Linked DNA regions of Homo sapiens: region 1 is linked to region 2. A link is a contact called in ENCODE Hi-C data. All regions are on one chromosome and are shown on one strand. Each heading gives the region's core, a stretch centred on a gene start or an enhancer-like site at or near the end of the contact. The rest is flanking DNA. Distances are from core to core; before and after follow the strand shown. Region 1 overlaps RNLS (renalase, FAD dependent amine oxidase). Region 2 overlaps RNLS (renalase, FAD dependent amine oxidase).

The links. A loop is a pair of places that touch in the nucleus more often than their neighbours do. Pooled maps may share reads with other maps.
Region 1: a map of psoas muscle shows a loop between it and region 2 (2.9-fold over the local background). The contact joins two enhancer-like sites. A Hi-C loop is called at or near these places in 5 of 168 maps with a recorded cell type or tissue (CD14-positive monocyte, gastrocnemius medialis, heart left ventricle and 1 more), 1 of 37 single-sample maps with no recorded cell type and 2 of 50 pooled maps.

Annotation. Positions count from the first base shown.
Region 1 is chr10:88,473,819-88,481,001 of GRCh38, reverse strand. All of the region lies in intron 4 of RNLS (renalase, FAD dependent amine oxidase), which reads left to right. Among named protein-coding and RNA genes, the nearest start is that of RNLS, 110 kb to the left of the region's middle. Within about 2 kb of position 5,826, at least 10 of the 41 ENCODE cell types and tissues checked have a DNase peak (open chromatin) inside an H3K27ac peak, as active enhancers do.
Region 2 is chr10:88,426,111-88,432,856 of GRCh38, reverse strand. All of the region lies in intron 4 of RNLS (renalase, FAD dependent amine oxidase), which reads left to right. Among named protein-coding and RNA genes, the nearest start is that of RNLS, 150 kb to the left of the region's middle. Within about 2 kb of position 4,081, at least 2 of the 41 ENCODE cell types and tissues checked have a DNase peak (open chromatin) inside an H3K27ac peak, as active enhancers do.

The DNA of each region.
Region 1 (7,183 bases), core at 4,577-7,076, 46 kb before region 2:
GCCCCAAAATACATGAAGCAAAAACTGACAAAATCGAAAAGAGAAATAGAACAAATCATGGAACTGAATTGATTAATTTCAGTCAACTAAAAAACATAAAATATTTGGTTGTCACTAGTCATATCTTTGTAAAATAATATTATACCAGACAGATATAAATTCCATTTGTAATAGAACACATACACACACACACACACACACACACACACACACAAAGACACAGGAATAAACAGTACTAATGCAGTTCCATAAGAATTTTAGAAAAGTATGAATTTGGTTTGGCCGGGCACAGTGGCTCATGCCTGTAATGCCAGCACTTTGGGAGGCCAAGGCTGGTGGATCACCTGAGGTCGGGAGTTCGAAACCAGCCTGATCAACATGGAGAAACTCCATCTCTACTAAAAAATACAAAATTAGCTGGGCGTGGTGACGCATGCCTGTAATCCCAGCTACTTGGGAGGCTGAGGCAGGAGAATCGCTTGAAGCCGGGAGGCAGAGGTTGTAGTGAGCCAAGGTTGCACCATTGCACTCCCGCCTAGGCAACAAGAGTGAGACTCCGTCTCAAAAAAAAGAAAAGTATGAATTTGACTGTAGTTTCCCATAAATCTTAGGGAAGGAGAAACTTGACTTATGATCTTATAAGAATCTCAGGAAACAATAAATTAGACTAAAGATTTCCCCTAAGGGGTAATTATCAGAGGTTTTCAACTTTGAAGAACCTCTCAAATTCAGCCTAAAGCTATGTCTAAGAACTTGTACTTAATTGATTACCTAGGTAAAGGAACGTGGAATATGCTTACTAGAGTTAAAGGTCCTGTATGAGGTGACATTTCTAAGATTGTCTCAAAGGTAGAAGTAAAATTTAAAATATGTTATTAAATAGGAAAATAGGCCTATGCAAATTAGATGAAGTTCTGGCAAGCCAAGTACAATGCAAAAACTCAGTAATTTAAGAATATGATAGACCAAGACTGAGTAAGTTTAAGTTTCACAGAAAGAGCTCAAACTAATAGGCAAACACTTGATGAATGTGAGCTTGTGCAGAGAACTAATACAATGCAAGAGTTTATTTAAAAAGAGTGTGACATACAAGTTTTAAGGAAGAATCTTTTTATTATGATCTTTTGGTAAATTTGTATTCATATGTTGCATCTGGATTTTTTTCTACTATACCTTTTAGAAAGTAGGAACTTAAAAAAAAAAAAAAAGAAAAAAAGAAAAGAAAGTCCAGAGAAGAATGGCTGATATGAAAAAGTCATGAATGGAAAATAGGTCCTTCAAAAGGGCAAATAAAAGGAATTTGGGTTACTTTTCTGAAAATGGGAAAGGCTAAGAGATGGCAGCATAATTTTTAAAACTAGGCTAAGAATCAACAGCTGTTATTTCTAGTTCAAGGTCGTCTTTGCTTAGACAAATCCAATGATGATGATGATGATGATGATACTGATATTTCTAAAATTGACACTAATATTTATAGAGGACTAATGCTTACCATTTACATGGGTTGTCTTATTTAACTTCATAATCATATTATGTGGTGAATACTTAAATTAGCTCCATTTTTCAGAATAGAAAACTGTATATAATTTTCCTCAGATGAAAACAGTGCTATTAAAATGTGTCCTACTTACTGCTTCAGGTGGAAACATGAAAATGATTTGCAACACTCTAGCTGCCAAGGTTTATTTGTCTTCCTAAAATTATAGGAATTCTATGTAACGATGCTTCATGATCCAAGTAAGGGAATATTGGCCTCAAAGCAAAGCCATTGACTTTTCGCTCTGATATAATTAAAGGCAACAAGAGGTTGTTGAATACCTGTTATATGCTTAATATGTTTTCAGATGCCATGCTAGGATATACAAAGAAGAAACAAGACTGAAACATATTTAATGTTCTATAATAGTTTTAGCAAATGATTGTTGATCACTATATGTTCATTTAGTCTTCACAACAACCCTATGAAGTAGCTACTATCATCCTCATCTTACAGATGAAGAAATAGTACCTAGTTAATGACAGAACTAGGATTCAAACCCAGGTACTTGGGCTCCTCAGCATGGCTTGAGAGACAGACAGAAAGAGAGAGAGAGAGAAAGAAAGAAAGAGAAAGAAAGAAAGAAAGAGAAAGAAAGAAATGAAAGAAAGAAGGAAAAAGAAAAAAAGGTAAATTAGTTAAGGCTATGTGAAGTCAGGAAAAGGGAAAAGTCATTTTGAACCAGTTTGAACAAGTAGCTTCAGTATCCTTAAAGTGATGGGTTTGTGTGCCAGAAAATGGTACAGAGTATATTATAAGTTGTATGGGAATGAGCAGAGCATATTTCGAGTGAACGGAAGCTGGAAAGGGCAGTTGAGGATGGATAAGCCCTGTGTCTTGTGGGTTTATTTTTTATCTGGGGGGACAGTGGAGAGACTTCAAGTATACCAACCTGCCCAGGCATGCTTTGATGACTAGAGGTATATGTGGGATAAGGTAGGGCCACATATAAAGGGATCTTTAATAACAGAGTGAGGTATTTGAACTTGAGATGATAGGTAGTGAGGGATCATGTGTCATAATGAAACCCAGCCATCTGGTTAAAATTAGCAATTGGCCCTGAGGTGATAAAATACTGGCAAGCTAGGAGTGGGCCTAAAAATGAAATGATGAATCTGACAGAAATGTTGAAGACATATTACCAAATATCAGATACTAACTGGATAGAAGGAATAAGAGAAAGTGGGGAGTCAGATGGGCTCGCGTTTTCAAGCCTAAGAAACTTGGGAGATTAGAATAACTGGCACCAAGAAACTGGGACAAGGAATGCATTTAGGTAGGAGAAAGTAAATGTTTTTTAAATGTTTGAAAGATAACATGAGAGCCATTTTGGAATGGATTTTAAAGTCCTTGTTGATAGTTGACTTCAATCCACAGTAGGTCCTGAGACAGCTAATCTTAAGTTTTAATAATTCTTTACTTTTAAGAAGTTACCAGATAAAAATCTATCCAGGATAAATGTTAATCTATCTGAAATAGGCACTGGGCCATATGGCCTCATAAGATTCCATGCATGATTGCATTCAACAGACACATACTGTGAACCTCCAGCTAGTATTGCATAGTAGTTGGTGTCATAGCTTAGTAATGAACAGTGTGTCCTCTAGAGTCAGGCAGAACTTGGGCCATATCAGCTCCTGCTCTGGACAGCTGTGTGAACTTGGCAAAATACTTACCCTCTATCATTCTGAAGCTTCTTAGATGTGAAACAAAGATCATGATAGCACCCACCTCATAGGAAGGTCATGGAAATTAAGGGGGATGATGCATGTGAAGCCTTTAGCCTAGTGTCAAGCACACAGAAGATGATCAGTGTTATCTGTCACATACCACTGTTATTGTCTTCCACAGTCTTCAAATTTCTGTCATCCCTGTCATCACTATCATCCTTGTCATCGTTGCCATCCTTGTTTCACCATCATCCCTGTCTTCACCATCATCACAATTGTCAGTGTTTACATCAGCGTTGCTGTTGTCACCATCATCCTCTTCCCCATTGTCATCCCCACCATCGCTGTCATCCCCATCATCATTATCTCTGTCTTCACCATCTTTCTCTCCTTCCCTGTCATCCCGGTCATCACCATCATAACTGACATCCCATTGTCACCTTCATCCCTAACTTCACCATCATCCTTATCATCTTGCTCATACCATCAAGGCACCTGCTTTGTTGTTCCTTCGTCAGTTTTTCTGTGAGCAAGTCCTGAATATCAGCACTTTGCACTTTCTCCATAGGGCAGATGTACACATGGAACAGTCTTTGAATGGTTATTGTTAGCTTAGTCACACTGTACCATTTTCCAGTTCTTGTTCTAATAATAGATAGTATCTATTATTTAATGATATTGATACAAAAATATAATTTGCTTGAATTACTCTTGTTTTGGGTTAATCCAAGAATTTGAGTTTCATTTATAATATAGCAGATCAACTGCTTGAAAAAAAAAGGCCACACTATTATCGCTTTCTTACTTTTTGTGGCAAAACTGCACAGCATAAAGCATTTACAAGCTTATCTCTGTTTAAATAAATTTAATTAAATTTGAATTCAGCAGGCCTTGTTGCATAAGAACAACATTGACTTTGCTGTTTGGGTTTGCATGTTTTATGAACATCAGCACCCTGCTAAATGAAGAGTGGAAAACAGGCCCTTCTGAACTACCTCTCAACCCTTTCATGAAGGTTTTTTAAAAAGAGATAATGAAAAGAATTTGACCATTGTTTTATTATTGCTAAATACATATATTTTTGGGAAAGGGGCTTCCTGTTGACCATGTGTTCTTTTAAAACATCAACTTAGTGAGGTAGTTTATATTTTGTCCTGACTTCTGCTTTGAAATATTACAAGATTGTTTGTGTATAAAGTGCCTTTGATGAATAAGATAAAGGAATGTTGCTTTTCAATAAGTCATGTACCCATTATTCTACTTTTTAGAGGGAAAAGCTTTTTATTTACTCTGTTGTCCCCGTCCTCATAATATGCATCAAGATTAAAGGGTATACAGCATGGATAAAAGAATAGCTCCTTGGTGTGGTCCATGGACCAGTGCCCATCAGCAAACTATGTGTAATTAGTTTACAATGGATTAGATATTGAAAAGTGATTAGAAACTTCTGTAGTAATTTGCTATTGTCATGACATCCAAATATATGATTTTTGTATTTAACAAAAATCTAAGTCATCAATGCATTAGAAGTTTAAGAAAATGAAAAACAGTAACAACCACCAAAACAAAAACAAAATGTAAATCCTGTTTCTTCAACATATTAATTTGTTCTGTGAGATTTTAATAGGCATTCCATAAAAAGCACATCCGTTCCTTAGATAGGTTTGGAAGGGACTGATATAAAATAAATCATGTAAGTTATTGTCTTCTGGACTCCCAGGATCTGCATTGTGAACCTCCAAGTGAAGGCAGGGTAAGAAGAGTCTCCTGAATCATAAACCCCTGGATTTATAGAACATCTCCAAAGAGTAATGTCCTGTAGAGGATCCTTTACCTAAAGAGTTAGTATTTTTCTGCTATTTTTAACTTTTCAGTTGCTTCCTATGCAGCTTTAGAATAGGACTATCATTTTTAAAACTTGATTTTTCCCCTTAATTTTTTAATTTTTGAAATGCAGCCTGCAATATTACCATTGTAATCAATGTTACTATTTTTCTAATTTCATGGATTTTGTATTTTCTTAATTAAAAATTTTAAAAGGCTGACCAAATGCTCAAGAAGACACAAAGTCCCACCCCCCAAAAGCCAGAGACCATGTTTTTCCTGTGATCTCTGGATCCTCACAGAGAGTGTAGAGGGAACAGCTGCAGTTTTTAGGAAGGAAAATAATTGTGTTGCAAAATACCTCTTGACATAGGAAGGTGAGATTAGAGACTGAAAGGACATTGGAATGAATCCGAAAAGAAAAGGTTTTTTAATGCTGCTAATAGAAGTTAGAAGAAAAGAAAGGACAACTGAGGGTTAAAAAGATCATTGAAAATGTACTCGAAGAAAATGAAAAAGTGTTCCTTAAATTGCTATTAGATTTCAGGGCTCTGAGGCTAAGATCTAGCCCCAGGAAGAATTTTTAGGGAGAAGATTGCTTCATTTCAAACTAGATTGGGCTTCCTTATTTTTAGCCAGAACACTCAGTTCCAGATGCCTTTCTCTTGAGTTTGATAACATTAAAGCGGCTCGGTTGGTTGCTGGCCATCACTTTTAGTGTGAGGCACTAATAAAGTGTGGAGCAGGTGAAAATCCCAATGAAATTGGGCTAACTCTACAAATGTGTAAAAACAGCTTCATACTTGGAAAAGCCACAGTGAATGCCAGGGCTGCCCTGTCGCCCTGTGTGCCCAAGCCTCCTGACTTCTTCATTACATCTCACATTGTCACCTTTCTATCTTCTTGGATCTCAGCCTCAGTTTCGCCAGTGTCTACTTTCCCTCTGCCTTCAAACATACATGGCAGTCCACTATCTTGTTGCCGGGGGGAGCTGACTACTTTCTCCAACTACTTTTTATATCCTGTTTTTGTAAAACTTCTCAAACAAGGCATCATATTTCTTTGCTACCTGCTTTTCCCCAGTCTCAGGAGTCTGGCCTTAATAATGAGGCAGCAACTATAGCCAACTTGACTAAGAGCTGACTGCACCAGGATCAGTGCTTAGAGCTTGGCATATGTTACTTCATTGAATCCTCAAATAATCCTCTGAGTCAGGTATTACACCTATTGTAATTTTATAGATGAGATGCTCAGGTTTAGATTAAGCAATTTGCTACACAGAGACACTATTGACAGGGCTGGAACAGAGCCCAGGTCTGACTGACCTCAACACATTTTCTTAACTACCTTTTTGTTTACTCAAAAGTGCCAGGAAAATGTTCTCATTTAAGCCTTCCAACTTGAAGAGGTATTATTATAATCCATTTAATACACTTGCTGTGAACTAGGAGAGTCACCGCCTTCCTACAGGGCATTTGCAAATTTGTCCAGGTATTTGGTTGTGGGAATACTGGAGGTGGGAATGCTGCTAGCATTTAATTGCTAGAAGAAGGAGGGACATAGGTGTGGGAACTGCCATGCAATGCTGAGAAATACCTCACGCAACAAAGAATTCTCCTGCCTCAAATGCCAATTATGCCCCATTCAGAAACAATGATAATGGATGAGAATTTAATAATGGATTCAGAAAGCCTAAATAACTTCCCTGAATCTGGAGCCATAAATCAAACTGAGATCTGTCTGGCTCTAAAGGTTGTTTTTTTTTCTGCTCAATTCAACTTCATCTAACAGAACATTAAAATATTATGTATAATTTGATTTGCTCCCACAATTACCATATTTTATATGCAGCATCTCAAATATAATTTATTTAGAGAATACTTAACTAATTTCCTGATTGAATGTTATTTTAATACATTTAATGGAGATAGCATGTATCATAGTATTTGCCAGATTTTCACAAGGATGCTAAAATTTAATGAAAGAAACCATCAACATTGTATTAAACAAGGAAAGCTGCATATTCTGGAACATGCTGTCTTCTGCACTGACAACCAGGAGCAGAAAAGACTCATTTATGAAAGGAAAAGAAGGAGGAAAGAGAGAAGCTTGGTGAAGAAGAGAGGAGAGAAAAATATATATATATGGCTTT
Region 2 (6,746 bases), core at 2,832-5,331:
AGATGTATTCTGGAATCTTGGCCCCATTTAAGAGATTGTTAATTGCCAGCATTCATTTCATCTTGAGGTTTCAGCCCATTCATAGAATGCCCCTCCAAAAATTGAAGACAAAATACATAACCATAGAGTCTTACAGAGAGTCAGATTTGTATCTTCCTTGGCATTTTGTTGGAAAACTTTCACTTTAAAAAATGCTTTACATTCACTAAAATAACAAAACCAAGAGCTATAGCTCATAAATCAACAAAGGAGATAAAATAGGAGTCATAAAAAATACTTGGTTAATCCAGAAGAAGACAGAAAAAAAAGAGAAAAGATGGAACAAGGAATATATGGTGAAAATAGAAAACAAATAGTGATAGTGATAGACCTAAACCTAATTATACCAACAATGACAATAAATGTAAGTGGTCTAAATGCTCCAATAAAAAAACAAGGATTGTTAGATTAGATTTTTAAAATCAGGACATAACTATATGCTGCCAAAAACAAACACACTTTAAATATAAAGATACGGCTAGATTAAAAGTAAAAAGGATGAATAATATATGCCATGCTAACACTAATCAAAAGAAAGCTGAAGTGGCTATATAAACATTAGACAAAGTAGGTTTTAGAACAAAGAATATTAAAAGGGTTAAAGGAGATAATTTCATAATGATAAGTGGGCTAATTCAAAAGAACAAAACAGTCCTAAATACATGTATACCTAATTACCAAATTGCAAAATACATGATAATGAGGAAAAAAAATGATAAAGCCATAAGAAGAAGTAGACAAAATCCACAATAATTGCTAGAGTTATCAAAGCCCCTTTGTCAATAATTTATAGAACAAGAAGATATAAAATCATCAATGATATAACACTATCAATCAACTTGACCCAATTGATTTATAGAACATTTCACTCAACAACGACAGAATACACATTCCTTTCAAATGTACATGAAAAATTTACCATTATAGACAATATCCTGGGCCATAAAGACATTGTCAGTAAACTTTAAAAGATTCAAGTAATACAAAGTATGTTCTCTAAATACAGTAGAATTAAATTTAAAATCAATGACACATTTCTGAGAAATCCTCAAATATTTGAAAAACTACATAACATACTTCCAAATAGCTCAAGGGGAAAGTCAACAGGGGAAATTAGGAAGTATTTTGAACTGAATTAATGCGAAAATACAACGTATCAGAATTTCTGGGATACTGCTAAACCAATATGTTGGAGGAAATTTATGTGCTAAATGCTTATCTTGGTAAAGAAGAAAGGTCTCAAATCAGTAACCTCATTTTCTACCTCAGGAAGATAGAAATTAAAGAGCAAAGAAAGCCCAAAATTAGAGGAAGAAATGAAATGATATAGCTTAAAGTGGAAATTAATGAAATAGGAAACAGAAAAACAATAGAAAAACAAGTGAAACCAAAATTTGCTTCTTTGACAAGATTAAGTAAAATTAGTAATTCTCTAGCCAGACTGATCATGAAAATAAGAGACACAAATTGCTAATATCAGTAATGAGAGAGATGACGTAATTACCAAGTCTGTAGAGATACTGGTATATCTACACAATAAAGAAATATTGTGAACAGCTTATGCCTATAAATGTGACATTTAGATGAAATGGACACATTTCTTGAAAAACACAAATTACCAAAGCACACTCAAAAATAAATAGATAACCTGAACAGCCCTAGACCTACTAAAGAAATTGAATTTGTAGTTAAAACCTTCTAACAAAGAAAATTCCAGGACATATAGTTTAATTGGAAAAATTCTACCAAATATTTAAGACATAATACCAATCCTACACAATTCTTCCAGAAAATTGAAGTACTAGAGGCAATACTTTCCAACCTAATTCATGAAGCCAGCATTACTCAAATATCAAAAACAAAGACATTGCAAGAAAACAGAACTACAGGTCAATATCTCTATAAAAAGAGAAAAAAAATTCTGAAAAACATTGTAGCAAATTTAATTCAACAACATATACAAAAGACCACGACAAAATGGGGTTTATCCCATAAATGGAAGGTTTGTCTAACATTCAAAATTTAATTTAACTCACCATATTAAAAAACTAGAAAAATCTATGATCATCCCAGTAGATGCAGGAAAAGCATTTAACAAAATCCAATATCTATTTCTGATAAAAACTGTTAGCAAACCAGGAATAGCAAACCAGGAATAGAAGGGAACTTTCTCAATCAATGGCCATCTGTGAAAAACCAACACCATACTTCGTAGTAAAAAAACCAAATGCTTTCTTTCCTACTACTGTTGAGTACAAGATAAGGATGGCTGCTGTTACTACTTTTGTTCAACATTTAACTAGGGGGGTTAGACAGTACAATAGGGAGAAAAAGAAATATAAAGTATCCAGATTGGAAAGGAAGATGTAAAGCTGTCTCTATTTACAGATGACACAAGTGTCTATATAGAAAATTCAGTGAAATCCACAAAAGCAGCTAGTAGAATAAGTGAGTTGAGCAAGGCTGCTATCTACTAGAGAAATATGCAAAATTTAACTGTATTTGTTTATATTAGTAATGACAATTAGAAATAAAAATGTTTAAAAGAATACATTTATAATAGCATTTAAAAATGAAACATAGGAATATATCTGACAAAAGATATATGAGATATATACATGGAAAACTATAAAACATTACTGAAAGACATACAGAAGACCTAAGTAAATGGACAAATAAAAGAAAATACCTTTTTCATGGCTTGGAAGAATCAATATTCTCCCCATATTGATTTATACATTTAATGCAGTCCCAATCAAATTCCCTACAGGTTTTTTGTGGAAATTGAAAACTGATTCTAAAATTCATGTGTAAATGCAAAGGACCTAGAATAGGGAAAACAATTTGAAAACAGAACACAGTTGGAGAGCTAACATAGCCTGATTTCAAGAATATCATAAAGCTATATGGTATTGGCATACAGATAGACAGGATCAGCGGAACCGAATAGAAATCATTTCACTTGTATATAGACAATTGATTTTTGACAAAGATGTGAGAGCAGTTCAGTGGAGAAATGACAGTCTTTTCAACATATTGTGCTGGAGTAATTGGAAGGCTATATGCATGAAAAAAATTATAGAATAAAAAATGAAAAGCTGAACTGTGATCTTTATCTCACAATGTATAAAAATTAACTCAAAGTGAATCACAGGCCTAAATATAAAACCTAAAATTACAAAACTTCTAAAAGAAAACATAGAAAATAAATCTTTATGGCTTGGGATTAGGTGAAGATTTCTTAGGTATAACACCAAAAATATGATCCATAAAAGAACAAATTGATCATTGGATTTGGGGTCAGGAAATGACTCCAGCCACCTTTGTCTTTTTGAACCCTGGAAGACAGATGATGAACGTGAACTCCAAATTTATTCAACATTCCTGTTCAGGAAACTAAAATTTGAATTACATTCAAAGGAATTCTTTTTGTTTGTATGTTTTTATTTTCCAATATAGCAGTAATGACTAAACTTTGTATAGCAGAGTTCAAGTTATAGATGGATTTTCTATATATCATCTTGATTACACAGCAGCTTTGTAAAGAGGATGTTGTTAGTATGTCCATCTTACATATGAGTAAACTAAGTCTCAGATAGGTTTAATTACTTGTCCAAGATTCCACTGCTAGAAAGTGGCGGCCCTGGCTCCAACCCAGGTTTCCTGACTTCAGAGCCTGGTTGTTTTTCTCCTGTTTCACTTTGCCTCTCTTTACAGAATGGTGAATTGGTCCCTGATTTTTTTTAAAGCTTCTTTAAGTCAGTTCTTACTAGATGAGATTAATGAAAGCATTAACTCTTTTAAGACACCAGAATATTACTTAGTAAGCCTTTATCTTTCAAACTCACCATGGCTACCATCCATGTTTGCAAGTGTGGCTGAAAGGAAAAAATGCACAACCAACTGCCCTTTCCATCTTGAATAGAAATAGATTCTGCCTTCACCTTTAATGACACATTGGCACTGTGTACTCAGGCTGCTGTAAATTAATATAATTCCCAAAGTGACTACCAAATGCCCATGGTGTAACCTCTTCACACAGTAGGATCTGATCTGATATTCCTCTGATGTTGTCTAAATAGATGAATCACTTCAGGGAGTGTCCCTTTGAATTCAGTGCTCTTGGCATTTGCCCCAGTTCTATAATAGCCACATACCCCAGGGGTAAAGTAATGGATCTCTGGCAATCTGGCTGTCCCCTTTATTTCTCTTTCACATTTGTTTACACATTTGTGACTGTCCTCTGAGAACAGCACAAAGTAGAAAGGATAATATCCTCCCACTATCCTCTCCAAGGGTCAAAACCACATGGACAGTCTTATCAGTCTCAGTCAGATTAGTCTTCGGTTGTGCTCTTAGACACAGTTAAGCCATTTAAAGCCTAAGTAGAGTGTCGTTAACAGAATCAAATTTAGACCAGCACATTTCTTGCAAAAGACAAATTTGAGAAAGGTAAATGAATAAAAGTGAACCTTTCACATTATAGTCAAGCATTTAACATTTGGAAGGAGGTGGGGGACACTTTATAAAACTACAGAAATGCAAAAGTGTGTTTTCTTATTAGTAATAGTCCTAGCTCTTTTCCTTGGAAAATAAATTCAGTGTTACACTTGCACATCTTCATGAGAAATGGAAATGGAGCGAGAGATTCGGGAAATTATGATCAGAAATAAAATTCTTTTAAATGCTAACATACAGATCTTTTGTCCAATGTTAACAACAGTCTTTGCCCTTTTGCTTTGCATTATTTCTGCCTTTAAACCTCTAGTCTTTTTTTTTATTGTTCAAGGTATGTCCAGTCTTCATAACAATTCTGACAGAAACAGAGAGTTGATTTCCACTCTACTGTCTCCTAGTAAAGGCAACATAGTACAAAGAAAACGTAAGCATATCTAAGCTGTCTCTGCTACTCAGCTTTTTGACTGGGAGGAACTTACTTAACCATGCTGTAGTTCAGTTGCTTCCTATATGAAGTGAGATCATAAGCCATGGATCATTCTGAGAACAACATGAGTTACTATAAAGTATGTCAAATGCACAGCATATGGAAGATATCCAATCAACATCATTTGTATCTTTTCCCTTTAATGACTTTAAGAATATGACTGATTTCTCTCTGTTCTATGGAGTTGTTGATACATTTTCCTTTATTTGTATCAAATAGTAAGTAGATTTTTATTTGGCCACCAGAATTCAACAGGAATAATGCAATCTCCAATTCCTGTACTATAGTTGATTATGGTTTTCTGTTCTTTGAACTTGAAAAGAGATATGATTTTCATGCCTGCATCTGGAGTTTACAAGTTGAAATGTGTCAGGTAGGTGAAATATCTTACTTTAAGAGAAAGAGCAGTTAATATGCAAATATTAGATATTGGAAAGAGATCAACAATTGTCCACCCTTGGATGGAGGCAGAGACATGGATTATCCAAAATCTCAAATAATTCTTCTTGTTCTGAAATGCCATAAAGAGCCAGCCACCCTGTCAAAGAAATATAGACTTACCCCTCAATGCCATACCCTGATTCCACTCCAGCACAGTAGGACTTTTGGCATTCTAACAGATCAGTAGAATCCACAAGGCTGATAACCATAAGGTAATTGTAGGGATAATGAGTATAGTGTGGTAGTAAAGATTAGACGCACTAGTCCTTGCTAACTGTGTGAATTGTGATAAAGATTAAACAAACCTCTTTCTATTTAACCACGAATCTCCAATTTTCTTTTTGCAAAATGGTGGTAATAATGGTACCTGTGGGGAGTACCAGACACATATAGATGCTTAATCAATATTAGATACTGTTTTTATTAGTTACTAAAAGGAAACCATTTCCTGTTTATGTAATTCTAACCACCATTACAAAGTAAAATAATGTAGGCTCTTCCCATCAATTTACTCCACCCATTTTAGCTTTTCTTAGGTTTAACTGATCTTTATCTGACATCTTTCTGAGGGCTTCCCCTCCCCATGTACTACTGTTACCCCCTAGGATCTTCACACTTATGAGAAAGCTGTGTTATGTGCTGGTTAAGAACAGGGCTGAACTTGAACCCTGGCTCCTCCTCCTTACTGTCTTTGGTGCCTTGGCCATCTCTAAGAAGGTATGTATGGAAGGGGATAATAATAGTACCTGTCTCATGGGGTTGTTGTGGTAACTGAGTTAATACATGCAAAGCATCTAGAACAGTGCCAGGCAAGTAGTATGTGATCTGTGAGTGATAGCTATGATTAAATGCTAGCAATTAGAAATAACAAAATTTCTTCATCTTTTTTCTCTTCTAAAAACATTTGCTTATTAAGGGGGCCTGACTTCCTCTTGTGAATTTTTTTTCCCTGTATCTCCTCCTTTTCTTTTTCCCAACAGTAAAAAAAGGGGGAATTGGGGGGAATGTTTTCTATATATAACTTACAGCCCTCATAAGTTGTCAGTACAAATGTCCTATGTTACAATATTGAAGACATAAATGATGATGACTCCCTCCTTGGCCTCTATTCTGTGTTTCCCACTATTCACATGAGCCTACTTCATTGGAACAGGATTTTGGTGAACTGCCAAATGTGCCCCAAGTTTGACATGGTATGACCTTCAGTATGGGTTTTAATTCTTGTGTACTTCTCTGTGTTCCACATTAGACTGTGATCTTCTTGAGTACAAAGAGCCATATTCTAATTTCATTGTGTCTACAGCACCTAATACACATACCG